Regions from separate parts of the Homo sapiens genome. Here region 1 is linked to region 2. The links are chromatin loops, found by intact Hi-C in ENCODE. Cell type or tissue: OCI-LY7. All regions are shown on one strand. Links, peaks and the distances in the headings refer to the core of each region. The heading gives the core; the rest is flanking DNA.

What was found. Peaks named below come from ENCODE experiments on the same cell type or tissue, not always from the same donor. Only the 100,000 strongest peaks of a DNase experiment are listed, where the experiment ranks them.
Region 1: a loop joins it to region 2, with 5 times the contacts of the local background. A loop is called at or near these places in 3 of 110 quality-filtered maps.

Annotation. Positions count from the first base shown.
Region 1 is chr16:27,289,977-27,306,765 of GRCh38, reverse strand. NSMCE1-DT (NSMCE1 divergent transcript) reads right to left here. Exons shown (of 5, transcript NR_037184.1): 5 at 16,298-16,521. Among named protein-coding and RNA genes, the nearest start is that of IL4R, 16 kb to the left of the region's middle. In OCI-LY7, for the core only: a CTCF peak has its summit at 8,411; DNase peaks (open chromatin) are centred at 5,111, 6,735, 7,075 and 8,455; H3K4me3 peaks cover 2,731 bases; H3K27ac peaks cover 6,531 bases.
Region 2 is chr16:27,364,432-27,376,211 of GRCh38, reverse strand. IL4R (interleukin 4 receptor) reads right to left here. Exons shown (of 11, transcript NM_000418.4): 11 at 11,434-11,780. Among named protein-coding and RNA genes, the nearest start is that of IL21R, 32 kb to the left of the region's middle. RefSeq lists enhancers at 980-1,099, 8,412-8,491, 8,522-8,581, 9,955-11,154, 11,640-11,780 and 2 more and a silencer at 6,198-6,398. In OCI-LY7, for the core only: a CTCF peak has its summit at 7,923 (motif pointing right); DNase peaks (open chromatin) are centred at 7,941 and 8,611; H3K4me3 peaks cover 1,100 bases; H3K27ac peaks cover 1,096 bases.

The DNA.
Region 1 (16,789 bases), core at 4,528-12,527, 70 kb after region 2:
ATCAGGTTCAACAGATAAACTTTCTCTAAAATAAAATGATGATGTTGACGGTGATGGTGGTGGTGGTGATGATGATGGTGATGATGGTGATGGTGGCGGTGGTGACGATGTTGACGGTGATGATGGTGATGGTGGCGGTGGTGACGATGTTGACGGTGATGATGGTGATGGTGGCGGTGGTGACGATGTTGACGGTGATGATGGTGATGGTGGCGGTGGTGACGATGTTGACGGTGATGATGGTGATGGTGGCGGTGGTGACGATGTTGACGGTGATGATGGTGATGGTGGCGGTGGTGACGATGTTGATGGTGATGATGGTGATGGTGGCGGTGGTGATGATGATGTTGATGGTGGTGGTGGTGATGTTGATGGTGATGATGGTGGTGGTGGTGATGATGTTGATGGTGATGATGGTGGTGGTGGTGATGATGTTGATGGTGATGATGGTGATGGTGGGGGTGGTGATGATGACGGTGATGATGGTGATGGTGGCGGTGGTGATGATGTTGATGGTGATGGTGATGGTGGCAGTGGTGATGATGATGTTGATGGTGGTGGTGGTGATGATGTTGATGGTGATGATGGTGGTGGTGGTGGTGATGTTGACGGTGATGATGGTGATGGTGGGGGTGGTGATGATGACGGTGATGATGGTGATGGTGGTGGTGGTGATGGTGTTGATGGTGATGATGGTGGTGATGATGTTGATGGTGATGATGGCGATGGTCGTGGTGATAATGGTAGTGGTGGCAGTGGTGATGATGATAGTGATGGTGGCGGTGATGATGTTGATGGTGGTAGTGGTGGTGATGATGATGGTGATAGTGGGGAGGAAGATGTGATGATGTTAAGAGCTAACACATATAACCACACTTACTACGTACCAGGCCCTGTTGTAGGCTCTTGTAATATATTAATTAATCCTCACAAAACTCCAAGAAGTAGGTACTGTTATTAGCTCCATTTCACAGACAAGAGAACAGGCACAGACAGGAAAGTAACTCTCTCAAGATCCCATAGCTGTTGAGTGTGAGTGAGCACACTTTCTCAGGAGAAACAAACCTCTCCCAGAAACCTAAGAGATGTGACATATTCACTTTGCTTGTTGCGATAGATATCATTTGCCATCTGGGAGGAGTGCCCACAGAGCTTAGTGTTTCTGGCTGAAGAGCAATAGACTCTTGCCAGCTTACCTCACTGATTTCCAGGAGGAGGAAGAAAAGAGGAAGAAAGGTCATGATTTACACTGGTCTGCAGTCCTGCCTTCCTCTTGGCCATCACAGACAGCTGCCAGAGTTTCCAAAGCTAAATCTCTCACTCTCTGTTGAGAATCCTTCTGAAGCTCCCCATTCCTGAAAAGTCAAAGCAGGATTTCTCAACCTCAGCACTACTGACATTTCGAGCCAGATAATTCTTTGCTGTGGGGGACTTTCTGTGCATTGTAGGATGTTTAGCAGAATTTTTAATCTTTACCCAGCAGATTGCAGAAGCATCCCCTTAGTTGTGACATCCAAAATGTCTCCAGACATTGCCAAATGTCCTCTGGAGAGTAAAAATAGCCCCCAAATTGGAGGCAGAAGGGGAGATGGGCACCCAAGGCAGAAAGAGCAGTGGGAGCAAAGTTTGGAGGTGTACAAGTATACCTTAGGGAGTGCCAGGGGTGGGGCATGCAATGCAATTCATGGTCATATTACAAAAGGTCTTAAACACAGCCTTCAGGAGATGTGGAGCCATTGAAGGATTCCAAACAAAGGAACGAGAGGCTCAGCCTTGAAATTTGAAACAATCCCTCTGGCAGCCATTCGGATGGTGAACCAGAGGGAGACACAACTATTGACTGATGGGTTTGGGGGGCGGGGAGCATCACAATAATTTAAGTGAGAGCTGAGACCCAGAGGAGGGGAGAGCAAGAGGCAGAAGGAGTCTAGGCATGCCAAGATTTCATGGTGGATAAATTCTAGTCCTTTCTAAGAGTGTAAAGGCAAAAATAAAATGTCTGGTCCATGGAAAGTGATTAATAATATTAATTTTGGCCAGGCGCGGTGGCTCATGCCTGTAATCCCAACACTTTGGGAGGCCAAGGCGGGCATATCATGAGGTCAGGAGTTCGAGACCAGCCTGGCCAGTGCAGTGAATCCCTGTCTCTACTAAAAATACAAAAAGTTATCTGGGTGTAGTAGCGGGTGCCTGTAATCCCGGCTACTCAGGAGGCTAAGGCAGGAGAATCGCTTGAGCCTGGGAGGCAGAGGTTGCAGTGAGCCAAGACTATACCACTGCACTCCAGCCTAGGTGACAGAGTGAGACTCTGTCTCGAAAAAAAAAAATTAATTTCTTCTCCTCCAGTTCTGTGCCATTGTTGACATGATTCCCTGGGCTGGCTGTGTGCTGCCTCTTTTTCTCAGCCTGCTGAAATCCCCCTCTCCTTGAAGGCCTGTGACTTCCTGAGTGGAGCCTTCTTCAGCCTTCCAGACAAGCTCCTTCCTGTTTACCCGAAGCACATTGGATAGGTGTCCAGTATATTGTAATTCTAAGTGTCTGTTTTCTCTATTAGACAGTCAGCTCTTTGAGTGCAGTGACTTTATCTTGTTCATTTATTCCTTGAATCAGTGTTTCTTGAGCACTTACTATGTGCCAGGCACTGTGCTAGATACTGTGATATAGCTGTGAACAACTGTGTTTATCCTCAGAATCTACAGAGTGCATGGCATACTTAAATGCTTATAAATGTTTAGTGAATGAATGAACAGGTGGATGGATGGATGGATGGATGGATGGATGGATGGATGGATGGATGGACAATGAAGTTATCAATGTGGCTGAGACCTGGAGAGGTTTAGTGAGTCACCCATGACTGCCCAGGAAGTGGCAGAGGAGGAGCTGAAGCCCCAGACAGTTAAGGGACTAGTTCTTGGAACAATGGGGCTCCCCTAGAAGGTTTTCTATGGTCCAAGAACAGCCTCACCTGTTTGCAGGACGACAACCTGTCAGCTCCCAGAGTTCTTCCTTTTCAGCTAGTTGGCTGAAGCCGCAGAGATTGTTTATAGTGGATTTGGGTAGCTTGTCTCCCATGTAGATTTGTCCCGTTGTTGCTCGGCAAAAGCCCTGCTTTGCCCCTGGGGGCTACCTCCGAACCGCCCCTCTCCATTCATATGTCGAGATGGGGCTCCGTGCCCAGCCTAGGACTGGAGCATGTGGCCCGAACCTAAGTCAACTAGTACACCGGTTTCTCTGGACACAGTGCCACAGAGCTTGGTCAGAGGTAAGCATGTTACTTAAATGCCCCAAGCTATTCCAGTCAGGGTGAATCTTGAGACTTTGTGGGATTTCTGGGACAAGAGCACTTATACCCTTTTGTACTGAATTTAATATGGAAGGCATGGGATTTTAATTTTGTTATGGTTGGATGCCATCTCACAACCACAAGAAGAGGGCTTTTTCTTTTCTTTTTTTTTTTTTTGAGACAGAGTCTTGCTTTGTCGCCCAGGCTAGAGTGCAGTGGCGCAATCTCAGCTCACTGCAACCTCCACCTCCCGAGTTCAAGCAAGTCTCCTGCCTCAGCTTCTGAGTAGCTGGGATTACAGGTTCACACCACCATGCCCAGCTAATTTTTGTGTTTTTTTAGTGGAGAGGGGGGTTTCACCATGTTGGCCAGGCTGGTCTCGAACTCCTGACCTCAGGTGATCCTCCTGCCTCAGCATCCCAATATGCTGGGATTATAGGCGAGAGCCACCGTGTCTGGCCTCTCTGAGGGTTTTTCAACACAGTCTCCCAGAGGACCCAGTTTCCCCCAGCAATAATCTGCTCATTAATACTCCTTTTATCGACTTTCTTGCCTCCCTGTTCATTTCCCCCTCCCTGTTACTGGTGCCCTCTGGGATCACATCACAATATGCTACTGGCCCTCTAATCTGCATTTCAGGGGAGAGCTAATCCAAGCCAGCCACCTCTGTAACATCCTGGATATGCCTCCAGTGAACCACCCCTCCCTAACACTCAGTCCAAAAAATTCAGGTAGAATTGACTCCACCTCTGGCTGTGAAAGTGGGCAGGTGATTTTCAGGAGTCAACAGTCAGAACACTGCAGTGCCTTGGCCTTACTGATTGGGTCAGAGATGGCCATGCGACCTGATAGGAGTTAATGAGAATCTTTGAAATTTTTCTGGAGCTGCTGAGATAGACAGTCACCTGTCCTTCCACAGGTGTCTATCACCTGTACCACCCAGAGGATGCAGGGCTAGAGCTCTGGGAGCCATTCTGCTTAAAACCAGCTGTACTGCCTTTGCTGACTATGAAGATAACCCATGTTTGTGAGAGACTGCCATGACACTCCCATTCTTTACCGCTCCCCGGGTCCATGCTTCTTGCCATGTAACTTACAAGTGTCCTCTCACTTTGAGCTCAGCCATGTGACTTGTATTGGCCAATGGATGTTAGCAGATGCAATGGGACAGAGGCTTGTAATTAGCTATGATCAGACTTATTTGCATGTTTGCCATGGCTACAGAAAGTTTGCAGACTGGGCTAGTCCATAGAAGGATAAGGGACACGTGGAGTAAGGTCCTCTCAATTGTCTCAGCTGAGGCCCCTGTAGATCAGCCAGCAGCCAACATATGCAGCAGCCCAGCCAACCACTACAGTGTAAGCAAGAAACACTTATTGCTGCATCCTGATGAGCACTTTGGCAGCATTATATTAGCTGGATAATTGATTGATACAATACTCAATTAAAACGTTGAAGCCACACAGAAAAGGATAAAAAATTAAGTGAAGGCTGGGCATGGTGGCTCATGCCTACAATCCCAGCACTTAGGGAGGCCAAGGAAGGAAGATCAGTTGAGGCCAGGGGTTCAAAACCAGCCTGGGCAACATAGCGGGACCCCCCCCAACCTCCACTCCTTTATTTTTTCTTCCTAATTACATGAATGTCATCTGAAATCACAAAAGTAACCACTGGTGACATCCTGATGAACATCTCTCTATATGCACACACATGCATGTACACATGTACACACCCCACTTATATAAACAGGCTCACCCCATGCAAGTTAAGTGGTAAGTGTTGAGTGAAACCCCAACAATTGGTCATCTTTCTGTGTCCACGAAAATAGATCAGTGCTCAGCAAACCATATCCCTTGGGCCAAATCTGGCCCACTGCGTGTTTTTGTGCAAACCACAAGGTAAGAGTCGCTTTTGCATTTTTAAGTGGTTATAAAAAAACAAGTATAAATAGAGTTTTATTGGAACACAACCACACCTATTCATTTACAAATCATCTATGTATGGCTGCCTTAGCAATACCATGGAAGGGTAGAGTAGTTGCAACAGAGACCTTGTGGCCCACAAAGCCTAATATATTTACTCTCTGGCCCTTTAGAGAAAAAGTTTGCCAACCCAGACACAGATAATAATGACTCATTTATTGGCAGCATACAATTCCACTGTATGGGCATTTAATCAACCCCTTATTGATAGAGATTTAGGTTGTTTCCTATTTTTTTTTTTTTTAGATGAAGTCTCATTCTGTTGCCCAGGCTGGAGTGCAGTGGCACAATCTTGGCTCACTGCAACCTCCACCTCCTGGGTTCAAGCAATTCTCCTGCCTCAGCCTCCCAAGTAGCTGGGATTACATGTGCCCACCACCAGGCCTGGCTAATTTTTGTATTTTTAGTAGAGACAGGGTTTCACCATGTTGGCCAGGCTGGTCTCGAACTCCTGACCTCAGGTGATCCACCTGCCTCAGCTTCCCAAAGTACCGGGATTACAGGTGTGAGCCAGCTGTTTCCTATTTTTTCTTATCTTAAATAGCACTGTGATGAACATCATGACCATTTATCTTTGTGCTCTTGTTTATCTCCTTAGGAAAAATACTGAGAAATGGAATTGCTTCATTCAATTCATGACATTGAAACAGGTAAAACTAATCTATGGTGGTAGAAATGAGATGGGTGGGGCAAGGTCAACTGCAAAGAAGTGAAATAAAACTTTCTTAGGAGATGGAAATGTTCTAACCCTTTAGCCTCTCTTCTTCACTTGCTCTGGCATTTGTCTCTTAAAACACATTTGCTTTTTGGTGAGAGAGCTGTCTTATTAGAAATTTATTTCAGCAGCCAGGTGTGGTGGCTCATGCCTGTAATCCCAGCACTTTGGGAGGCTGAGGCGGGTGGATCATGAGGTCAAGAGGTCGAGACCATTCTGGTCAACATGGTGAAACCACGTCTCTACTAAAAATACAAAAATTAGCCGGGCATGGTGGTGGCATGCACCTGTAGTCCCAGCTACTTGGGAGGCTGAGGCAGGAGAATCGCATGAACCCAGGAGGTGGAGGTTTCAGTGAGCCAAGATGGCGCCACTGGCCTCCAGCCTGGGTGACAGAGCAAGATTCTGTCCCAAAACAAAAAACAAAACAACAACAACAACAAAAACCCAGAAATTTATTTCAGCAAGATGTACTTGTTGTCAGCAAATGTGACCCTCTGCAAAAAGAAGATACAGGACCTGACATAGCTGCTAACATAGAATTTCCAAGTTAAAAAATATGCTTTAACGATAAGAATGTATCCTGCTACACACACACACACACACACACACACACACACACACACACCCCTCCTCTCATATCCACAGTCACAGAATTAACATCCCTTTGGCAAGACGGGGGAGGGTTCTGGGGCAAAGTCATTCATATAAGGATATTATGTGACCTCATGATGACAAACTGCCCTTGTTTGCCACAGCGTGGCTGGGAGGAAGTAGCCATGATGAAAGCACTAATATTGGGGGTGGAGAGAGGAAAAAGGGAAAGGCTAATAAGGTCTCAGGGCAATTGAAGGAGGTTATAGAACATGATGGTTAAGAAGTCAAAGGTGTATAGGAGGCTGGGCGCGGTGGCTCGCGCCTGTAATCCCAACACTTTGGGAGGCCGAGGCGGGCGGATCACGAGGTCAGGAGATCAAGACCATCCTGGCCAACATGGTAAAAACCCCGTCTTTACTAAAATACCAAAAAAAAAAAAAACAAAAAAATTAACCGGGCGTGGTGGTAAGCACCTGCAGTCCCAGCTGCTTGGCAGGCTGAGGCAGGGGAAACGCTTGCACCTGGGAGGCAGAGGTTGCAGTGAGCCGAGATTGCACCATTGCACTCCAACCTGGACAACAGAGCAAGACGCCATCTCAAAAAAAAAAAAAAAAAGAAGGTGTATAGGACAATAAAATAAGTAGGAAGGGAGCCTTGGAAAATAATCAGGCTGGTTTGTTTCAAACCCTGTCACCTGGAACTCTGGGATTCATTCATTCATTCATTCATTCATTCCGTGAATATTTATTGATGCCTGTTACATGTCATCACATCCCAGGAGCTAGGGACTGCAAAGATGAACGAAACACAGTCCCTGTCAGCTGGAGGAAAGAGAGGCCAAATAATTAGGATACAACTTGGTACTGGGTCTGAGAGGGAAATTTGGGAACACAGGTTTTCTAGAGGAAGGGTAAACCAAGCAGGCACCTGATGGATAAGTAGGCAGTGGTGAAGGGTTGGCACTGGTGAGGACCTAAAGGGAAGAGCAAGTACTGTGGTCATTGATATGGGATCAAGGCAGCCAGTGGGGGAGGGCGACAAGACAGGGTTCTGATCTAGAACTTTTGGATCAATAGCTTTTAAACAGTTTTTATTATAACCCATGGGAAGAAACACATGTTCTCTTTTGCCCCGGTACACAATCTCTCTCTCTCTCTCTCATTTATTTATTTACTTACTTGAGACAGGGTCTCACTTTGTTGCCCAGGCTGGAGTGCAGTGGCGCCATCTTGGCTCACTGCAGCCTCAACCTCCCAGGTTCAAGTGATCCTCCTGCTTCAGCCCCCACAGTAGCTGGGATTATAGGGGTGCACCACCATGCCCAGCTAATTTGTTTGTATGTTTTGTAGAGACAGGGTTTCCCCATGTTGCCCAGGCCGAACTCCTGAGCTCAAGCAATCTGCTTGCCTTGGCCACCCAAAGTTCTAGGATTACTGGCATGAGCCAGCAGGCCTGGCCTCTCTCTCTCTCTCTCTCTCTCTCTCTCACACACACACAGACACACATACACACATACAGACACACACACATACACAAAAATCTATCCTCTATCTATCTGAAACAAAGATCTACAAAGCAGTATTTCACCCTGCAAGCAGCTATTTATTTTATTATTTTTTATTCTGCTCTATGTTGTTTTCAAAATCCTAATCAGAAGTGAAATCAGCTGGTCACAAATTGGTACGTATCGCATGATTTCATTTATATGAACTGCTATAACAGGCAAAACTAATATATAGTGGTAGAAATGAGGTGGGATAGGCAAGGTTGACTGCAAAGATGTGAAAGGAAACTTTCTTAAGGGATGGAAATGTTCTATGTCTTCATTAGGGTGGTGTCTACACGCGTACATGCATTTGTCAAAAATAAATACATAAAAATAAGTGCGCATGAGGGAACTTTCTGGTGTGGTGGTGCTGTTCTATATTTTGATAGAGATTTGCATTGTACAGGTGAATGCATTTTGTCAAAACTCATCAAATGGTACACTTAAGATCTGTGAATTTCATTATATGTGAATTTTACATTAAAAACATTATGGACAAATGCTGAACTCCAGTTGGTGATATACATGTTGAAGTGTTGGAAGGAAGTGTTCTAGTGTCTACAGCTTACTTTTTCAAATGCATCAAAAAATAAGTTAGATTGTTGGATGAACAGAGGAATGGAAAGATTGACAGATATGTGATACAGTAGATATAATAAAATATTAATCTACGTCAAGACAATCCAATGAGAAAAAAACTAGTCTTTTTGTCCGGACACGGTGGCTCACGGCTGTAATCCCAGCACTTTGGGAGGCCGAGGCAGGCAGATCACCTGAGGTTGGGAGTTCAAGACCAGCTTGACCGACATGGAGAAACCCTGTCTCTACTAAAAATACAAAATGAGCTGGGCGTGGTGGTGCTTGCCTGTAATCCCAGCTACTCAGGAGGCTGAGACAGGAGAATCGCTTGAACCCGGGAGGCAGAGGTTGCAGTGAGCCGAGATTGTGCCACTGTACTCCGGCCTGGGCAATAAGAGCAAAACTCTGTCTCAAAACAAAAAACAAAACAGAAAAAAAACTAGTCTTTTCAATAAATGATAAAGGGACAACCTGATATCCACACACAAAAGACTGAAGTTTCTGGGTACAGTGGCTCCCTCCTGTAATCCCAGCACTTGGGGAGGCAGAGGTGAGTGGACCACTTGAGTCTAGGAGTTTGAGACCAGCCTGGGCAACATGGCAAAACCTCATCTCTACAAAAAATACAAAAACTAGCCTGGCATGGTGGTGTGTGCCTGTAGTCCCAGCTGCTTGGGAGGCTGAGGCGGGAGGATCACCTGAGCCTGGGGAAGTCGAGGCTGCAGTGAGCTGTGATCCCACCAGTGCACTCCAACCTGGACAAAAGAGTGAGAGACCCTGTCTCCAAAAAAAAAAAAAAGAATGAAGTTGTATCCTTGCCTCACACCACACCATATACAAAAATTAACTCCGCTGGGCGCAGTGGCTCACGCCTGTAATCCCAACATTTTGGGAGGTTGAGGTGGGTGGATCACCTGAGGTCAAGAGTTCAAGATCACCCTGGCCAACATGGTGAAACCCCATCTCTACTAAAAATATAAAAATTAGCCGGGTGTGGTGGCGGGCACCTGTGATCCCAGCTACTGAGGAGGCTGAGGCGGAAGAATTGCTTGAACCCAGGAGGTGGAGGTTACAGTGAGCCAAGATTGCGCCACTGCACCCCAGCCTGGGTGACAAGAGTGAAACTCAACTTCAAAAAAAAGTAATAACTCTAACTCAAAATGGATCAAAAACTTGTATGTAAGAGCTAATCTATGAAACTCTAAGAAACCACAGATGTAGGCCAGGCGCGGTGGCTCATGCCTGTAATCCCAGCACTTTGGGAGGCCAAGGCAGGTGAATCACAAGGTCAGGAGTTTGAGACCAGCATGGCCAACATGGTGAAACCCATCTCTACTAAAAATACAAAAAATTAGCTGGGCATGGTGGTGGGCGCCTGTAATCCCAGCTACTCGGGAAGCTGAGGCAGGAGAATCACTTGAACCCGGGAGGTGGAGGTTGCAGTGAGTCAAGATCAAGTTACTGCACTCCAGCCCAGGCGACAGTGCGAGACTCCATCTCTAAAATTAAAAAAAAAAATAGAAACCACAGATGTAAATCTCCTTGACATTGGTTTAGGTGGTAGTTTCTTAGCTATGACACAAAAGTAGATGCAATGAAACCAAAAACAGATAAACTAGACATCATCAAATTTAAAACTTTCATGTTTTAAAGGACACCATCAAGAAAGTGAAAAGAAAATCCACAGAATGAAAGAAAATTTTTGCAAGTCATATATCTGATAAGGGAACTATATCTAGAATATACAACAATTACAACTTAATAATAACAACACAACTATCCAGTTTTTAAATGAGCAAAGGACTTGGATAGACAGTTCTCTGAAGAAGAAATACAAGTGACCAACCAGCTGCTCAGGCTGGGTGCGGTGGCTTATGCCTGTACTTCCAGCACTTCAGGAGGCCAAGGCAGGAGGATCGCTTGATCCCAGGAGTTTGAGACCAGCCTGGGCAACACAGTAACACCCCCATCTCTACAAAAAATAAAAACAATTAACTGGGTGTGGTGGTGTGCACTTATAGTCCCAGCTACTCAGGAGGCTGATGCAGGAGAATCGCTTGAGCCCAGGAGGTCAAGGCTGCAGTGAGCTGTGATCGTGCCATTATACTCCAGCCTGGGTAATAGAGTGACCCTGTCTCAAATTTAAAAAGGAGCTCAACATCATCAGGAAAAGCAAATCAAAACCACGGTGAGGTGCTACTTTACACCCACTAAAATGGCTATCATCAGATAATAACAAGTGTGGGTTGGGATGTTGAGAAATTGGAAACCTCACGCACTGATGGTGAAAATGCAAAGTGGTGCTGCCACTTTGGAAAACAGCCTAGCAGTTCCCAAATGCTCGAACATACAGTCCACCTCATGACCCAGCAATTCCATTCCTAGGTGTATAACTGAGGGAAGTGAAAACATATACCCACACAACAACTCGTATGACCCAAATGTTCATAAACTGATAATGGATACATAAAATGTGGTGTATCTATACAAGGGATATTATTTGGCAATAAAGAGAAATGAAATACTGATGCACGCTGTGATGTGGATGAACCTTGAAAACATAATGCTGAGTGAAAGACACGAAGGGTCGCAAATGGTACGATTCTATTCATATGAAATGTTCACAATAGGCAAATCTATAGAGACAGAAAGTAGATGGTTGTCTGTCTGGATTTGGAGGGTGGGAACGTGAGAGTGAGACACTGACAGTTAAGGCGTCCGGGGTTTCTCCTTGACAGCAAGAAAATGTTCTAAAACTGATTGTGGTGATATTAGCACAAATTGTGAATACACAGAATAAAATGCAAAGGAATAAATTTGCTGGGTGTAGTGTCTCACTCCTGTAATCCCAGCACAGGGACTTATACATATATTATATATATATGGATAGACACTTCTCTGAAGAAGAAATACAAGTGACCAACCAGCAATTGAAAGCTGCTCAGGCTGGGTGCGGTGGCTCATGCCTGTACTTCCAGCACTTTAGGAGGCCAAGGCAGGAGGATCGCTTGATCCCAGGAGTTTGAGACCAGCCTGGGCAACACAGTAACACCCCCATCTCTACAAAAAATAAAAACAATTAACTGGGTGTGGTGGTATAATATATATATATATATATATATAACTGGGGTGGTATAATATATAGTATATATTATATATAATATATAATATATACTATATATTATATAATATATATAATATATACTATATATTATATAATATATAATATATACTATATACTATATATTATATAATATATATAATATATACTATATATTATATAATATATAATATATAATATATACTATATATTATATAATATATAATATATACTATATATTATATATTATATATATATTATATACTATATATAATATATAATATATATTTAATATATATTTTATATTATATATTATATAATATATATTTTATATTATATATTATATAATATATATTTTATATTATATTATATAATATATATTTTATATTATATATTATATAATATATATTTTATATTATATATTATATAATATATATTTTATATATATTATATAATATATATTTTATATTATATATTATATAATATATATTTTATATTATATATTATATAATATATATTTTATATTATATATTATATAATATATATTTTATATTATATAATATATAATATATATTTTATATTATATAATATATAATATATATTTTATATATATTATATATTATATATATTTTAAATACATTTTATATATATTTTATATATATATATATATATATATTTTTTTTTTTTTGAGACAGAGTCTCGGTCTGTCACCCAGGCTGGAGTGCAGTGGCGCAATCTCGGCTCACTGCAAGCTCTGCCCCCAGGGTTCATGCAATTCTCCTTTCTCAGCCTCCTGAGTAGCTGGGACTACAGGCGCCCACCACCACACCCGGCTAATTTTTTGTATTTTTAGTAGAGATGGGGTTTCACCGTGTTGGCCAGGATGGTCTCGATCTCCTGACCCCGTGATACGCCTGCCTCGACCTCCCAAAGGGCTGGGATTACAGGCATGAGCCACCACACCCTACTAGATTGTTCTATATTTTGATGGTTGTATATTTTGATAGAGATTTGCATTGCACCAGTGAATGAATTTTGTCAAAGCTCATCAAATGATACACTTAAGATCTGTGAATTTCATTATATGTAAATTTTACATTTAAAAAATTATGGACAAAAGGCGAGCTCTTCTAGTTGGTGACATGCATGCTGAAGTGTTAATCCCAGCACAGGCATTTGAAGATGAAAGCCATTGAATTGTACACTTTACATGGGTGAATCGTATGGTTTATGAATTATATCTTAATAAAGATATTTAACAGTGTTAATATAGGCCAGCATGCCTGTAAGCCTAACACTTTGGGAGGCCGAGGCTGGTGGATTGCTTGAGCCCAGGAACTTGAGACCAGCCTGGGCAACATGGTGAAACCCTGTCTCTTCAAAAAATACAAAAAATCAGCTTGGTGTGGTAGCACGTGCCTGTGGTCCCAGCTACTCGGGAGCCTGAGGTAGGAGGATTGATTGAGCCTGGGAAGTCGAGGCTGCAGTGAACTGTGATAGCACCACTGCACTCCAGCCTGAGTGACAGAGTGAGCTCCTGTCTCAAAATAAATACATACAATAAATAGATGAATAAAAACGTTTATGTAGATATGCTACCAAAAGCATGACTCATAAAAGAACAAAATTGACAAATTGCTCTTCATCAAAATGTAATACTTCTGATCGTCAAATGACACCATTAAGAAAATAAAAAAAGAGAAGCCGCAGACTGAAAAAATATTTGCAAATTATCTATCAAATACAAGCCTTGTATCCAGAATTTATAAACAACTTTCAAAACTCAATAATAAGAAAACAAACTAGTCGCTGGGCGTGGTGGTCCACGCCTGTAGGCCAGCTACTCGGGAAGCAGAGGTGGGAGGATCCCTTGAGTCTAGAAGTTGGAGGCATCAGTGAAGTTATTTAATATGATCACACCACTGCACTCCAGCCTGGGCAATAGAGCAAGATTCCGTCACACACACATACACACACACACACAAGAATCCCAAGTTCTGCAACAAGAAGTCAGCTTGGGGAGACAGCAGAGGACAGTCAACCTTCTGGAAGTCACCAGTACGGATGAAAGTCTCAGGGACCCCCTCAACAGTTAGGATTAGACCAGACCCTGGATTTCCACTCAGCTCTCTGGTAGGGAGGGTTCCCCATAATGACAGAGATTAACTTTCTCACCAGCCTTGTCTCTGGAAACACAGCGCTGGGCTTAACTTCATGTATTAGTAAAATCGGGAGGCGTTTCCTGCATCCAAGACAATTGTTGTCAGGGAAAAAGGTATCCCTATTACATCCGATTTACGTATTGGAGTTACAGGTAATTTCAACTTATAAAGGGGTTCATGAATAGGAAAATGTCCTGGTACTTAAAAGTGCAAGTTTGGCCCTGCACGGTGGCTCACGACCGTAATCCCAGCACTTTGGGAGGCCAGGGCAGGAGGATCACTTGAGGTCAGGAATTCGAGACCAGCCTGGCCAACATGGTAAAACCCTGATTCTACTAAAAATACAAAATTAGCCAGGCGTGGTGATGTGCGCCTGTAGTCCCAGCTACTCAGGAGGCTGAGGCAGGAGAATCACTTGAGCCCGGAAGGCAGAGGTTGCAGTGAGCCGAGATCATGCCACTGCATTCCAACTTGGGTGACAGAAAGAGACTCCATCTAAAAAATAAATAAATAAAATAAAAGTGCGAGTTTGGACAACTCTCATTCAGACCCATTTCAGTCTTTTTAAGAGCTAGTCTTCCCTACCCAAAGTGTTGGAGCACAAGAGAAAGCCTCTGGGTCTTCTCTACCTGCCTTATCTATGGGCCTGTGTGCTCAATATCAGAACGCTCACAGCTCCAGAATGTCTTTCATACTTCTTTGCCTTGTGTAGAACTTTTTCCTTTTTTGTCCACCTGGCGAACTCCTATTTATCCTTCAGTACCCTGCTGACACTGCCCCTCATCTGGGCATGAAAGTGTACAGGAGCCTTCTTGGATTCCTTCTCCTATGATAGACACAGTGTTATCTCTTTCTGCATTCCCACTGATCTGCACATGCAGCCCCAAGCTCAGACTGGCTTTCTCTCTGGATGTACGACACGCCATAGGAATTTGTTGTTTCAAATACAATTAAGTCTGGTGCCAAGGCCTCAAGCCCCAGAGTACAATAAATTGCTCTCAGTGGTTGTCTGGATTCTCTCTGTGCCTACAGAGAACCAAAGGGGGAAACAGAGGATAGGGGATGGGGTGTCCTACACAGCACAGACACTTAGAGAGGGCCCTCTGTCTCCTATCTGCAGCAGGCAACACAGTGCAGTATTTTCCAATTCCATCTGGTCCTGGAAGGTGGGTGTCCTCGCTACTCCTTCCCAGGTTGGGCACAGGCACCTGGCAGTGGCTGGGGGGGTGCAACCTCCCTTATAGCGTCATGCAGTTACTCCTGCTAGGGTCCTGGTGCCTCTCTGGGCACTTTGAGGCAACACAGCATTGTCACACCCTCCAAAATGCCCCCACCCCCATCATCCCAGTTTGGGAGATGCTTCCACAACTGAGGCCCCAGCTTTGGCTCATGCACCTCAGGCAACTTCTTCTGTTCGCTTCCTCCCTGGGAGGTTTCACTGGAAACACAAGATTGGCCTGGCAGTCCTAGGAGAGGGGCCAAGGGATGCTGCGGCCAGACACTTTCTTGCTAACACCCTATTTCTCCTAGATCAGCACTTACCTCACTCGTGATATTTCAGTCATTTATTTTCTGGCCTGGGCCTTCCTCTGAACTGTGAATCTTTTGATGCCAAGGAATGTCTCACCGACCTTGGTCTCCAAAAGGCCAAGTGTGGGCTTTCTAACTGGGGCTCTGCGGGCTGGGGGCAAGTTTTTTCTTTTTTGCTGGGAGGGGCAGGGGTGGAGGCAAATTTTTAAAGTCTCTCTGAGCCCATTTTCTTGCCTATAAAATGAGGACTACAATAATACGGATCTCGTTAGTATTTTTGGGATGAACTAAGCCAATGCATGTTAACCCTTTAGAACAATGTCTAACATGTATTAATAGCATAATTCATGTTAGCTGTCATTATTACTTTTTATTTCCATCACTGTTACTTGTAGTGGATGTTTGGTTGCCTACCAAGTAGTCATTCCAACTCCTTTTTTCCACTATAGAGACTGAAAATGCAAGGTACTCACCTCCCCAGGCTCCTTACAGCTAGGGGGGGTGGATGACCTAATCTTGGGCAATGGAGCTTGAATGAAGGTGTGCAAGGAGGCTTCTGGGAAAGATTTTCCTCTCTGATAAAAAGAGAGAGAGAGAAAGAGATTTTTGGACATTGTCTTGGAGGCAGGAGATACTTGGAGCTGTGACAGCCATCTTGCAACCATGAGGACAGAGCCAAGGATAAAAGCCAACATGCTGAAGATGTCAGAGCAGGGGCCTTTATAAGATCATTGAGTTTCTGCCCCAGCCCTGGAAACTCCTACCTTGGAACACTTTGCTAAATTCGATCTGAAATGCCTTTATTAGGAAAGCCATTTTTAATTGGGTACACTGGGATTAGTAGCTGAAAGTATTCGGAAATTTACAGTGGGTAACTGTTGAAAGAAAGTAGCCGGGTCAGGATGGAAATCCTGAACTCCCAGACTCAGATGAGAACAATAGCTGGCTGCCGACTTAGGCCATGGATGGGTGATGCTTCTTGGTCTACTAATAGGTGCTTGGCCTCATGGGCAGTTCCGCAGTCTGTCTGTGGAAGAGAGTGAGTACATGAAAAAAAATACAGCAAAAAGGAAGAGAAAGAAGACAGGGAGAGAGGAATCATTCACAAGTGAATGACCCCAAATCCTCAGGCTTCATTTCTGCTGGCACAACCTTGTTCATTTGCTCTGGGACATCCCATCATCAAATTGTAACATGGTTTCAATCCACTGTGGGATGGCAGAGAAACTACGGCGTATCATCTAACCTGGTTTCATCAGTATTTCTAACTTAGTTTTTGGCAGGTTATTCATTCT
Region 2 (11,780 bases), core at 3,711-11,710:
AGTTTGAGACCAACCTGGACAACATGGCAAAATGCCATCTCTACTAAAAAATACAAAAATTAGCTGAGCGTGGTGGTGGGTGCCAGTAATCCCAGCTACTAAGAAAGCTGAGGCAGGAGAATTCCTTGAACCTGGGAAGCAGAGGTTGCAGTGAGCCAAGATAGTGCCATTGCACTCCAGCCCAGGCAACAAGAATGAAACTCCATCTCAAATAAATACATAAATAAATAAGCTTATGTTTCAACCACAGGGAGCTTTCTGGTTGTAAGTGACAAAAATGCCTGTTTAAAAACAAAGTTTAGGCCGGGCATGGTGGCTCACACCTGTAATCCCAGAGCTTTGGGAGACTGAGGCAGGAGAATCACTTGAGACTAGGAGTTTGAAATCAGCCTGGGCAACATTCAGCCTGGGCAACATAGCGAGACACCATTTCTACAAAAAATACAAGTATTAGCCAGGCGTGGTCACTTGTGCCTGTAGTCTCAGCTACTCAGGAGGCTGAGGCAGGAGGATCGTTTAAGCCCAGGAGTTTGAGGCTGCAGTGAGCCATAATCGTGCCACTGCACTCCAGCCTGGGCAACAGAGCAAGACCTTGTGTCTAAAATAATAATAATACATTTTAAAAATAAATAAGAAGTTTATGAATATAGTTTCAGGCATGGATAGATCAAGGTTCTCAAATAATTTCTTCAGGTTGGAAGGTTCTACTCTGGGATCTGCTTTCTTTTGTATTGGCTTTAGTCTCATTCTCAAGCAAGCTGAGGAAGCCTCATTGGTGGCCAAAGAAAAGCAGGGACCTCAGAAGCCAAGACCTACCACCTACCAGCTTTCAAAGCCCAAAGGAAAGAAGGCATGTTTTCCTAATGGTTCCAATGATGCTACCAGGAAAAGCTCTCATTGGTCAGTTTTAATCATATGCCTGTCCCTGAACCAATCTTCAGATTGGGAAAGGAATGCTCTGATTGGCCAAGCCTGAGTCATGTGCCCTGTTGGAAAGCTAGGAGTTAGATCAGTTCTCTGGCAGTTAGATCAGTTCTCTGGAACTGCGAGTGGGAAGACGCTGTCCCGGCAAGGACCACCAGGTGGTGATGTCAGAAGAAGGGAGAGTAGATACAGGGCAGGCAGGATAGCCGGGTTCGTCCGGAAGAGTGGTAGGGAGGGGCGTGCCTGCCAGAGGGAAAGGCATGAGAAAAGGCTTGGAGGTTGAAATTGCATGGTGTGGGCTGGGAACTGTGGCTGGGTGGTGGCGTGTAGTCAGATGATGGTGTCTAGAGGGGTCAGGTCATGTGTCTGAAGACATGAGAAGCCTCACTTCTCACTTTGAACCAGGGCCAGGTACAAAGAGGTTTGGACAGGGCCTGTACGCCAGTGTTGCCCAAACTCTCATCCCTATGCACACAAGTCATTTCTGCCGTATTTACATTTTTTCTCCATCATTACATTTTCTTCATATTGGCCTCCTCGCTTTGTTTAAATCACTTTATTGTCAAATGAAACATTGTCACCATCACACATGAAAGATCAGGATCCTTTACTGTAAATAGAAGGGAACTGTAAAAACAAGCCCATTGAAACCAAAACCGAGTGATTAACTTCCAGCTAGATGCTGCAGCCTGTGGTAGGCTAATCTGGAGAAGAGAAAGAGAACTGAAAAAGGAATTGTTTTCTCAGCTCACTATGCCCACATGCCACCTAAAATCATCTTAGGGACCCCAGGGAGCAGGGAAGGACGCAGTCACAAAGATGGTCCTGGTCCTGGCATGGGGGAGTGTTTGATAAAGACACTACCGGCATAAACCCAGGGGTTACAATAGGGAGGCTGACATGGCTGAACAGAGGAGCTGGAGAGCAGGGTCCCAGGGACAGACTCACAGTACCGGAAGTTCTGCAGGGAGGAAGGAGGTAGTCAATTGAGGAGCACCCGCTCTCTTGCTTTAGCAATCAAAACCAGGAACCAGAAGGAGGAGGTTTGGCGAGGATGAGAAAGAGCTCGTTTGGATATACTGAATCTGAGATGTGGGGATGTCTCTGTGGAGATCCATTCATCTGTTCAAGAAGTATTTATTTATTTACTTATTTTTGTGTATTTATTTAGAGACAGGGTCTCTGTCGCCCAGGCTGGAGTGCAGTGGCGTGATCGTGGCTCACTCCAACCTCGACCTCCTGGGCTCAAGCGATCCTCTCACCTAAGCCTCCCCAGTAGATGAGACTACAGTTATGCACCGCCATGCCTGGCTACTTTTTGTATTTTTTGTAGAGATGGAGTTTTGCCATGTTGCCCAGGCTGGTCTCAAACTCCTGGGCTCAAGCAGTCCACCTGCCTTGGCCTCCCAAAGTGCTGGGATGACAGGCGTGAGCCATGGTGCCCAGCCAAGAAGTATTTATTGAGCACCTACTATGTGCCAGGCACTGTTCTAGGCCCTGGGATAAGGCAATGAGCCAACCAAACTGAAATCTCTGCCCACCATGAGTCTACTTTCTTTGGGGGAGATATGGGAGACCTGGTGAGAAATAAGAAATAAAAGACTTAATAATATATACAATATATAATAACATATGTCACACGAGATAGGAATGGCTACTAGCTAGGACATGCAAAATGTTTGGGTGGGAGATGTGGAAACTGAGACATACCCAACTGCAGTTGAATGTATAACTCTGGAGTTCAGGCAAGAGATCTCAGCTGGGGAGATATATTTAGAAGACATCATTCATTCATTCATTCATTCACTTAGTAAATGTTTATTGAGTATGCTCTATGTGCCAAGCACAGTGCTGGGCTGTGGACCACACAGTTCCTGATCCATGCGACTCCAGTACAGATTTAGTGAAGGTTGTAATTAACTCTGTGGAAAGAGGAGAGGAGATGGGGAGGGCCCCAGATGGGCCCTGCGGACCCCTAACGTGTAAGAGAGGGCAGAGGAGAAGACCTTGGAAAAAGAGACTGGAGCCAGGTGCGGTGGCTCATGCCTGTAATCCCAGCACTTTGGGAGACCGAGGCAGGCGAATCACAAGATCAAGAGCTCAAGACCAGCATGGCCAACATGGTGAAACCCCGTCTCTACTAAAAATACAAAAAAATTATCCAGGTGTGGTGGTGGTGGGTGCCTGTAATCCCAGCTACTTGGGAGGCTGAGGCAGGAGAATCGTTTGAACCTGGGAGATGGAGGTTGTAGTGAGCTGAGACTGCGCCACTGCACTCCAGCCTGGGTGATAGAGCAAGACTCTGCCTCAGAAAAAAAGAAAAAGAGACTGGACAGGAACAAACAGCCAGTGTCAGAGAACCAAGAGGGGCCGAGTTTCAGGAGTGAGGGAGATGCTAGTGCCACAGAGTAGTAGGGATTGAAACTGAGACTTGGCTTGGGTGGTGGAGCTGGCTTCAGTGAAAGTAGTTTAGTAGCAGAGTCAGGCCGACTCTGCACAGAGAGGGTAGAGGAGTGGGTGCAGAGGAAGGAAGTGAAGCCCAAGAGAGGAGACAGCTTTTGAGCACAAGCACTGTGGCTGGGGGAGAGAAGGCGAGAGAGAAATAGGAGCCGGGGTGGAGGGAAGCTTGGGCTGTTTGAAGATGGAAAGACTTGAGTAGATATGTGTGGCAATGAGGAAAGGCCAGCAGAGGGAGGCAGGTGAAGACACAGGGGAGTGATGGTGTTTTAGGGTCCAGAGGGAGAAGAGAGCTCAGCCTGGGAGAGAGGGAATGACCCCGCATCAGGAATGGCTGCATCATTGGAGGGGCACTGTGCAAAATAAAAATGCAGGTCTTCTTATTCAAAAAGGGCTGATAATTTGGCCAGGCGCGGTGGTTCACGCTTGTAATCCCAGCACTTTGGGAGGCCAAGGCGGGCGGATCACTTGAGTCCAGCAGTTTGAGACCAGCCTGGCCAACATGGTGAAACCCCGTCTCTACTAAAAATAAAAAATTAGCTGGGCATGGTGGCTCATGCCTGCAATCCCAGCTACTTGGGAGGCTGAGGCAGGAGAATTGCTTGTACTCGGGAGGCAGAGGTTGCAGTGAGCCGAGATTGAGCCACTGCACTCCAGCCTAGGGGACAAGAGCGAGACTCCGTCTCAAAAAGAAAAAACAAAAGGGCTGAGAAATCAAGATGGTCACTCTTGGTTCCTGGATTAGAAGTGGGCTGAGTTGTGGCTTCTGGCTGCCCAGCAGATACCTCTGGGGTAGGAATGGCTGTCACCATGCTCCACCCCAAGGTCCCGTGAGGTGAGCTACTGACCTTGATGATCCTTTGCACCTGTGCCCAGGCCTCCTTCAAGGGCAGAAGGCAGCAATGGTCATGGATGGTGGTGGAATGGGGAGGATGAGTAGGGCCTGGTGTGCTGGGGACAGAGCAGCAGGTGGCCAGGAGCCTGTACCAGGGAAGCAGGCAGGTGGCAGATGTCCCAGGGAAGCAGGCAGGAGGTGGGACCCTGTGTGAGCTGAGGCTCCAAGCCCTCAATGGGTGCTCCTTGGTCCCATTAAACCTCCCTATAAAACACAACTTCAGAGATAAAATTTTTAAGAATTTCTTTTTCTTTTTTTATTTTTTTTTGAAACAAAGTCTCGCTCTGTTGCTCAGGCTGGAGTGCAGTGGCACAGTCTTGGCTCACTGCAACCTCCACCTCCCGGGTTCAAGTGATTCTCCTGCCTCAGCCTCCCTGAGTAGCTGGGATTACAGGCATGCACCACCATGCCTGGCTAATTTTTGTATTTTTAGTAGAGACGGGGTTTCACCATATTGGCCAGGCTGGTCTCAAACTCTTGACTTCGAGTGATCCGCCCACCTTGGCCTCCCAAAGTGCTGGGATTACAGGTGTGGGCCACTGCGCCTGGCCAAGAATTTCAAAACTGGGACTTCAGAGCATGACACTGAAGAGTAGGGGTCCTCCGAGCAGGGGGGTACGGGCTGCTGCCTGGCGCACAGCTGTGGAGCCAGCCTGCCCTACGTCCACTCTAACAAGAAAGGGTGGATGCCGATATGGAATGGGCAGGAATTTGGCAGGATCCTCTGGAAGTGAAGATTGAGTGCCAATAAAGAGGGAGAGGATGGGGATTGGGGAAGGAGCTTGAGGAAGAGTCCAGAGCCTAAAGTTGGATGCGTGAATGCACCTGCACGTTCATTTCCCATTGCTTCTCTGACAAATTTCCACAAGTTTAGTGGCCTAAAACTGAAATTTATGATCTTGCAATTCCAGAGGTCAGAAGTCTGAAACTGGTCTCACTGAGCTCAAAATCAGGGTGTTAACAAGGCTGTGTTCATTCCAGAAACTCTAGGGAAGTCTGTTCCTTGACTTTTCCAGTTTCAAGTGGTCACCTGCATTCCTTAGCCCATGGCCCTTCCCTCCATCTTCAAAGCCAGCAGCATAATATTTTGAAATCTCTCTCTGACTTGGCTTCTCCTGCATCTCTCACTTATGAAGATCCTTGGGATTATATTGGGCCTGTCTGGATAATTAAGGATAATCTCCCTCTACATCTCAGGTTCAGTTGATTAGCAACCCTGCTTCCATCTGTAACCTTAATCCCCCCCTTGCCATGTAATGTAACATGTTCACAGGTTCCAGGGATTGGGACATGGACATCTTGGGGGGTTCATTATTGTACCTACTACAATTTTTAAGGTTGCTTTATGACTGCAAAAGAAAACTCACAGTGGTTTAAAGAAAAGCACACTTACAGTTTATTTAAGAATTTAAGGTTGGTTTGATCACTTGGTGATGTAATCAAAGCCCCAGGCAGGCCTTCTTCTTCTTCCACTCCACCATATTCAGAATGCCTCCTTTCATCTCCAGGCTTGTCTCCTCATGATTGCAAAAGCACCATCCAAAGCAGAAAGGAAGGTGGCAAAGGAGCCTTCTCCTCCATGCTGCTTTTTGATTAGGAAGGAGAACTGCTGACTTGCTCTGTGGTTCCATGGCAGAGAGGAAGGTCAGGCAGCCCAGCTATGTTGACCAACTCAAGCTAAATTTGCTGCTAGAAATCAGGAAATCATGGATGGTGGTGGAAGGGGGAGGATGCGTAGGGCCTGGTGTGCCCAGGGCAGAGCAGCAGGTGGCCAAGAGCCTGTCCCAGGAAATGCCAGTTCCTGGGTGGGATCACGCTAAGGTGGGTCATCAGTATATAGGAGTGGTGGTTCAGGGCAGCCAGAATCAGAGATCAGCCTATAGCTGGGATCAAAGATCCATCTGTGGTGAGGGTCAGGGGTCAGCATGTGGCTGGGGCCAGCCTGCAACCAGGATCATGAGTAAGTCAGTAACATGGGTCGGGACTCAGTTCCTGGCTTGAGTCAGAGCTGTTCTGTGGCTGAGGACAGGAGGTGGACTGTGGCCAGGATCAGAAGTCAGTCTGTGGCTGGATCAGGGTCATTCTGTGGTTGGAGTCAGATATCATAATGGAGTTGGGATCAATCAGTTTAGTCTTCTCTGTCTGTCTTTCTCTCTGCATCTCTGCTTCTCTCTGTCTCATTCTCCTTTGCTGTAAACACCTGTTGGAAGCTCAGCAACTTGGGTCCATGGGGAAGAGGGAAGTTGAGTCTGGGCAAGGTCCTATAAGTCCCGGTATGGAAGAACATAAGGGAAAAAGAGAAAAATGTCAGGAATATAAAGATATTCCCTAGAAAAATGTCAGGAATATAAATATATGTATGTATGATGAGAAATGAATGATATAAAACCGCAAATACGCAAACACTGACTCTGCATGTAAACAACACACAGAAGTGGCACAAACAGATACAAACACAAGTGGGTTGAATGATGGGATTGGGACAATTTTTTGTCCTGGATTACTGTTGCTCCATTCTGCCCTTTTTGTAATAAAGTCAAATTAAATTTAGAATGTCATTATTTCCTCTAATTATGTTTTATACCCTCACCTCCCACAAAATCCACAGACATATTCAGTGTAATATTAAGGATAATGTTAGCAGACTAGGCATGGTGGCTCACATCTGTAATCCTAGCACTTTGGGAGGCCGAGGTGGATGGATTGCTTGAACCCTAGGAGTCTGGGACTAGCCTAGGCAACATAGTGATTCCCTGTCTCTACAAAAAATTAAAAAACAAATTAGCCAGGCTTAGTGGTGTGTGCACCTGTGGTCACAGCTACTTGAGAGGCTGAAGTGGGAGAATCACATGAGCCCAGGTGTTCAAGGCTGCAGTGAGCCGGGATTGGGCCACTGCGCTCCAGCCTGGGTGACAGAGAAAGACCCTGTCTCAAAAAAAAAAAAAAAAGAAGAAGAAGAAGAATGTTAGCAAATACTTTTAAGGCATTAACTATTTGCAGGCATAGTTCTTTTTTTTTGAGACAGAGTCCCACTTGTTGCCCAGGCTGGAGTGCAGTGGCACAATCTCCGCTTGCTGCAACCTCTGCCTCCTGGGTTCAGGCAATTCTCCTGCCTCATCCTCCCGAGTAGCTGGGATTACAGGCACCCGCCACCATGTCTGGCTGATTTTTGTATTTTTAATAGAGACAGGGTTTCACCATGTTGGCCAGGCTGGTCTCAAACGCCTACCTCAGGCAATCTGCCCACCTTGGCCTCCCATAGTGCTGGGATTACAGGCGTGAGCCACTGTGCCCAGCCGCAGGCATAGTTCTAAGGACCTCACAGGTACTAACATATTTAATTCTCACAATAGCTACATGAGGCAGATATTATAATGATTCCCATTTTACAGATAACGAATCAAGCACAGAGAGGTTACACGCTGGCCTGGCGCCACACAGCATATCTAATGGACATTAGGCTCTTTTGTCTGGTGCTGGGGGAATTTCTGGAAAATGCAGAGATGGAAGAGAGGTGGGATCGGGGCAGGGCGGGTGGGGAATCTCCCAGGCCAAGTTTTCTGGGCACGGCCTGGACCTGGAGCTGCTGGGATGGAGCAGGTGCTGATGCTGATGTGGTCACCAGAGGGCAGCAGGGACCAGGGAGCTGACTTCCTCTTCACACCCCCTCCACCCGGGGCGGTGCCCCTGACTTGTCAATAAACGTCGTGGAAACAGGTGGGATTTGGTGGAAGAACTGACACGGTCCCGCCACCATCACAGGCAAGTTAAGCTTGAGAGCAGCCTGGTGTCACCTGGCCTCCACCCACCACGTCATCTGCTGCTCACCCCACCACTGTGGCGTGCAGAGTACTGCTCTTGTGTGCCTTTTACCAAGGAGGAAATTTAGGCCCAGAGTGGGCAAACACTTTTCCCATGGTCACACAGCTTGGAATTGGAAAGGCTGGACCTAACCAGGCAGGGTGAGCGCAGAGCCCTTGTTCCTCTGAGTCTCTGTTCTGAGCTGGAACCAGGGAAGATGATGAGCCCATGGTATATACAGGGCGGTTAGCTAGGACTCTGGTTTGAAGCCTGGCTATGCCACTCGGTAACAGCACATCGTGGGCAAGTCCCATGCAGCCTCATCGGCTGCCGGGAGGATCCAGTGACGTCAGGCCTCCCTCGTGGTGGGAGCTCAAACACTTGCTGGGTTTTTTGTTTTTTCGGTGTTTTGCTTTTTGTTTTTTAATTAATAACTTTCGTGGGAAAAATAAAGTCAGAAAGGTTGTTCAACCGGATGTTCACGGAGATACTACGCCTTCAAAAACAAGCGCTCATTTCGTGATCGCCCACACAGTGCCAGATGCTGGGGCGGGGATGGGATTTCCGGTGGTTTTTCTTCACTTTCCTCTTTATATCTTCAGGCTTTCTCTGAATAGGAAAAGGTCTGCACGTGCTGATAGAGTAATCAGAAAAATGCAATAAGCCACTTTTTGTAAAAAAAAAAAAAAAATTCAGATGCACTCACTGCCTTCCTCCCCCCTTTCCCCCTCCCCTCATCCCCCACAAATTCTGTGTAAAGGCAGGGCTGAGGGAGTACCCCCAAATCAACATCTCTGAAAGCTCCCCCGCAGGGGCCCAGGCCACTCAGCCCACTCTGGCGCTGCTACCCAGGGGCGTCCCCTCCTGCCCTCTGGTCCAGCCCCGGAGGCTGAAACTCCCGCAGCCGGCATCTCACTGGGCCTATGACCCTGGACTTTTCCTACTTCCTGCAGGGTGGGGGCCAGCCTGAGTTGGGCCCACCTGATCCACCAGGTCTTCTCATCCCTCTGTAGCTTCCCAAAGCCCAGCCAGTTCAGTAATAGTTGCTGAGGCCAACAACTTGGATTTCTTTTGCCTAAGATCCTTTGTTGGGCTCCCAGTCCCATTGCATCTCTAGCAGTCAAATATATTTTCTATTTGCTGCCTAATTTTTAAATTAGATTTCTCTGAGACAATGCTCAGGCAAAGTGGATTCGAGCCGACATCTGCGTAGGTGTCAGGATGACATAAGCTGATATATCACGGCGGCTGGGAGCTCTTAGGTCAGACCCGGGTTCAAATCCTGGCTCCAGGATTTCCTAGCTGTGTGGTTCTAGGCTAATCCTCAACCTCTCTGGACCTGTTTCCTTATCTGTAAAATTGGGATAATCATTGAGCCTCCCAACTAGAGCTGTTTGGAGACGTAAATGACACAGTGGCTGGACGGCACTTAGCATATTGCTTGGCCCTAAACAGATAACTATTTTTATTTAAAATTATATTTTATTATAAAGAGCTTTTGGAGGCAAGAAGTCCAGAAGGCTAGTTCAGGCTCTGCCATTCTCTGGGTGACTTTGGGCAAGTCCCTTTTCCTCTCTAAAACTGTTTCTCCATCTGTAAACTGTGTGATTTGGGCAGCTAAAGGGATTGATTTTGGCTTAGAACAAGGTTTTTTTTGTTTTTTTTTTTTTTTCCTGAGACAGGGTCTCACTCTGTCATCCAAGCTGGAGTGCAATGGCACAATCTCAGCTCACTGCAACCTCCGCGTCCCAGGTTGAAGCAATTCTACCAACTCAGCCTCCCAAGTAGCTGAGATTACAGGCACCCACCACCACACCCGGCTAATTTTTTATTTTTTGGTAGAGATAGGGTTTCACCATATTGGCCAGGCTGGTCTTGAACTCCTCACCTCAAGTGATACACCCGCCTCAGCCTCCCAAATTGCTGGGATTACAGCCATGAGCCATCATGCCTGGCGCAAGGAGGTGTTTCTAACAAACATCAGGCTGCATGTGAGGTAGAGAGCTCCCCATCATTTCCAGTGTAGTATGTAGGCTCCTAGAGCAGGAAGGAATCTAAAATGGCCAAGCCCCTCAAGTGTGAAATCAGGGCAGCTACTCAGAGAAGCAAAAGTGATACAGACATAGGAGCTTCAGGTTCCCAGCCTTCCCATCTAAGGCCCACACCATCCCTCTGCCTGCCTCGGATGTGAAGCGCAGATCACTACAGAGAGCCTGGGTGATGGAGACACTGTCTGGATTCCACTATAGATCTGTTGCTAACTAGCTGTGTGACCTTGGCAGTGTATCATCAGCCACTGTTGGTGTCCTGTTCCTGTCTTCTTGGTGTGCCAGAGTCTCTCAACACCTCCAACTCTCAGTTGAAGAATTTTTTTTTTCCTGGAGTAGCTGGAAGTGCTGGAGAATTAATGCTCCTGGAAGCAGCTCTCAGCCAATGACAGATGGGAGCTGGTGGACAAATACCCCAGCTCCCTCTCCTTTGCAGGCATAACTGGGCATGTGCCATGCATGGTCTTCCAGAGATCCCCGGCAGGTAAGCATCAGTTACTCATGCTGGTAATCTGTTGAATAACTCACCCTTTTGTCAGAGGTTTATTTAAACTGGAGCTTTGAAGAGGGGCTGGGTAAAATGAGGCTGAGACTTACTGGGCTGCATTCCTGGGAGGTTAGGGCATTCTTAGTCATAGAATGAGACAGGAGGTCGTCACCGATACAAGTCATAAAGACCTTGCTGATAAAACAGGTTGCAGTAAAGAAGATGGCTCTAACCCACCAAAACCAAGATGGCAACAAGAGTGACCTCTGGTTGTCCTCACTGCTACACTCCCAACAGCGCCATGACAGTTTACAAATGCCATGGCAACATCAGGAAGTTACCCTATATGGTCTAAAAGGGAGGCATAATAATCCACCCCTTGTTTGGAATATAATTAATCAATAACCATAAAAATAGGCAGCCAGCAACCCTCAGGGCTGCTCTGTCTACGGAGTAGCCATTCTTTTATTCCTTTACTTTCCTCATTAACTTGCTTTCACTGACTCTATGGACTCGCTCTGAATTCTTTCTTGCATGAGATTCAAGAACCCTCTTTTGGGGTCTGCATCTGGACCCCTTTCAGGTAACACTTTCTTGGTTTGTGTCCTTCCCTGCCTCAGTTCCCCACTACCTTAGCAGGGTTTCCCGGGATTACTTCCTAAATCAACTATTTGAATCCTTGTATGGGGAACCCAAACCCAGATGGCAAGTTTCTTAACCTCTTGCATCCTGGTTCCTCTGGATGGGTGAATTCCAGGAGTTAACAGAGACACAGCACTCACAGCAGTGTCTGGAGGTATGTTTGGTTAATACATAAAAAATAAAGAGACAAAGAAACTTTATTTATACAAAACTCCACCCCTTCTGTTCCACTCTCCTCAGCAAACACAGATAACAGGTGATGAAACTAAAACACACAGACGAGCATTACTCAACCCAAGGTTCCCGCCTTCCCTAGCACCTGAGGTCTGGGCCAACATGCAGGGTAACTGGTGCCTTATGCCTGCTGTCTGGATTGCCCGGCCCACAGGGTGGCTGAGCATATTTATTCTGGGGGTTCCATGCATACGAGGAGCCCCCAGCCATACAGCTGGGCATGGGTGTTTGGCAGCAAATTGTCCCTGCTTTAGTCATAGCAATTTTTCATGTCCTCTGTTGCTCCCCTTAA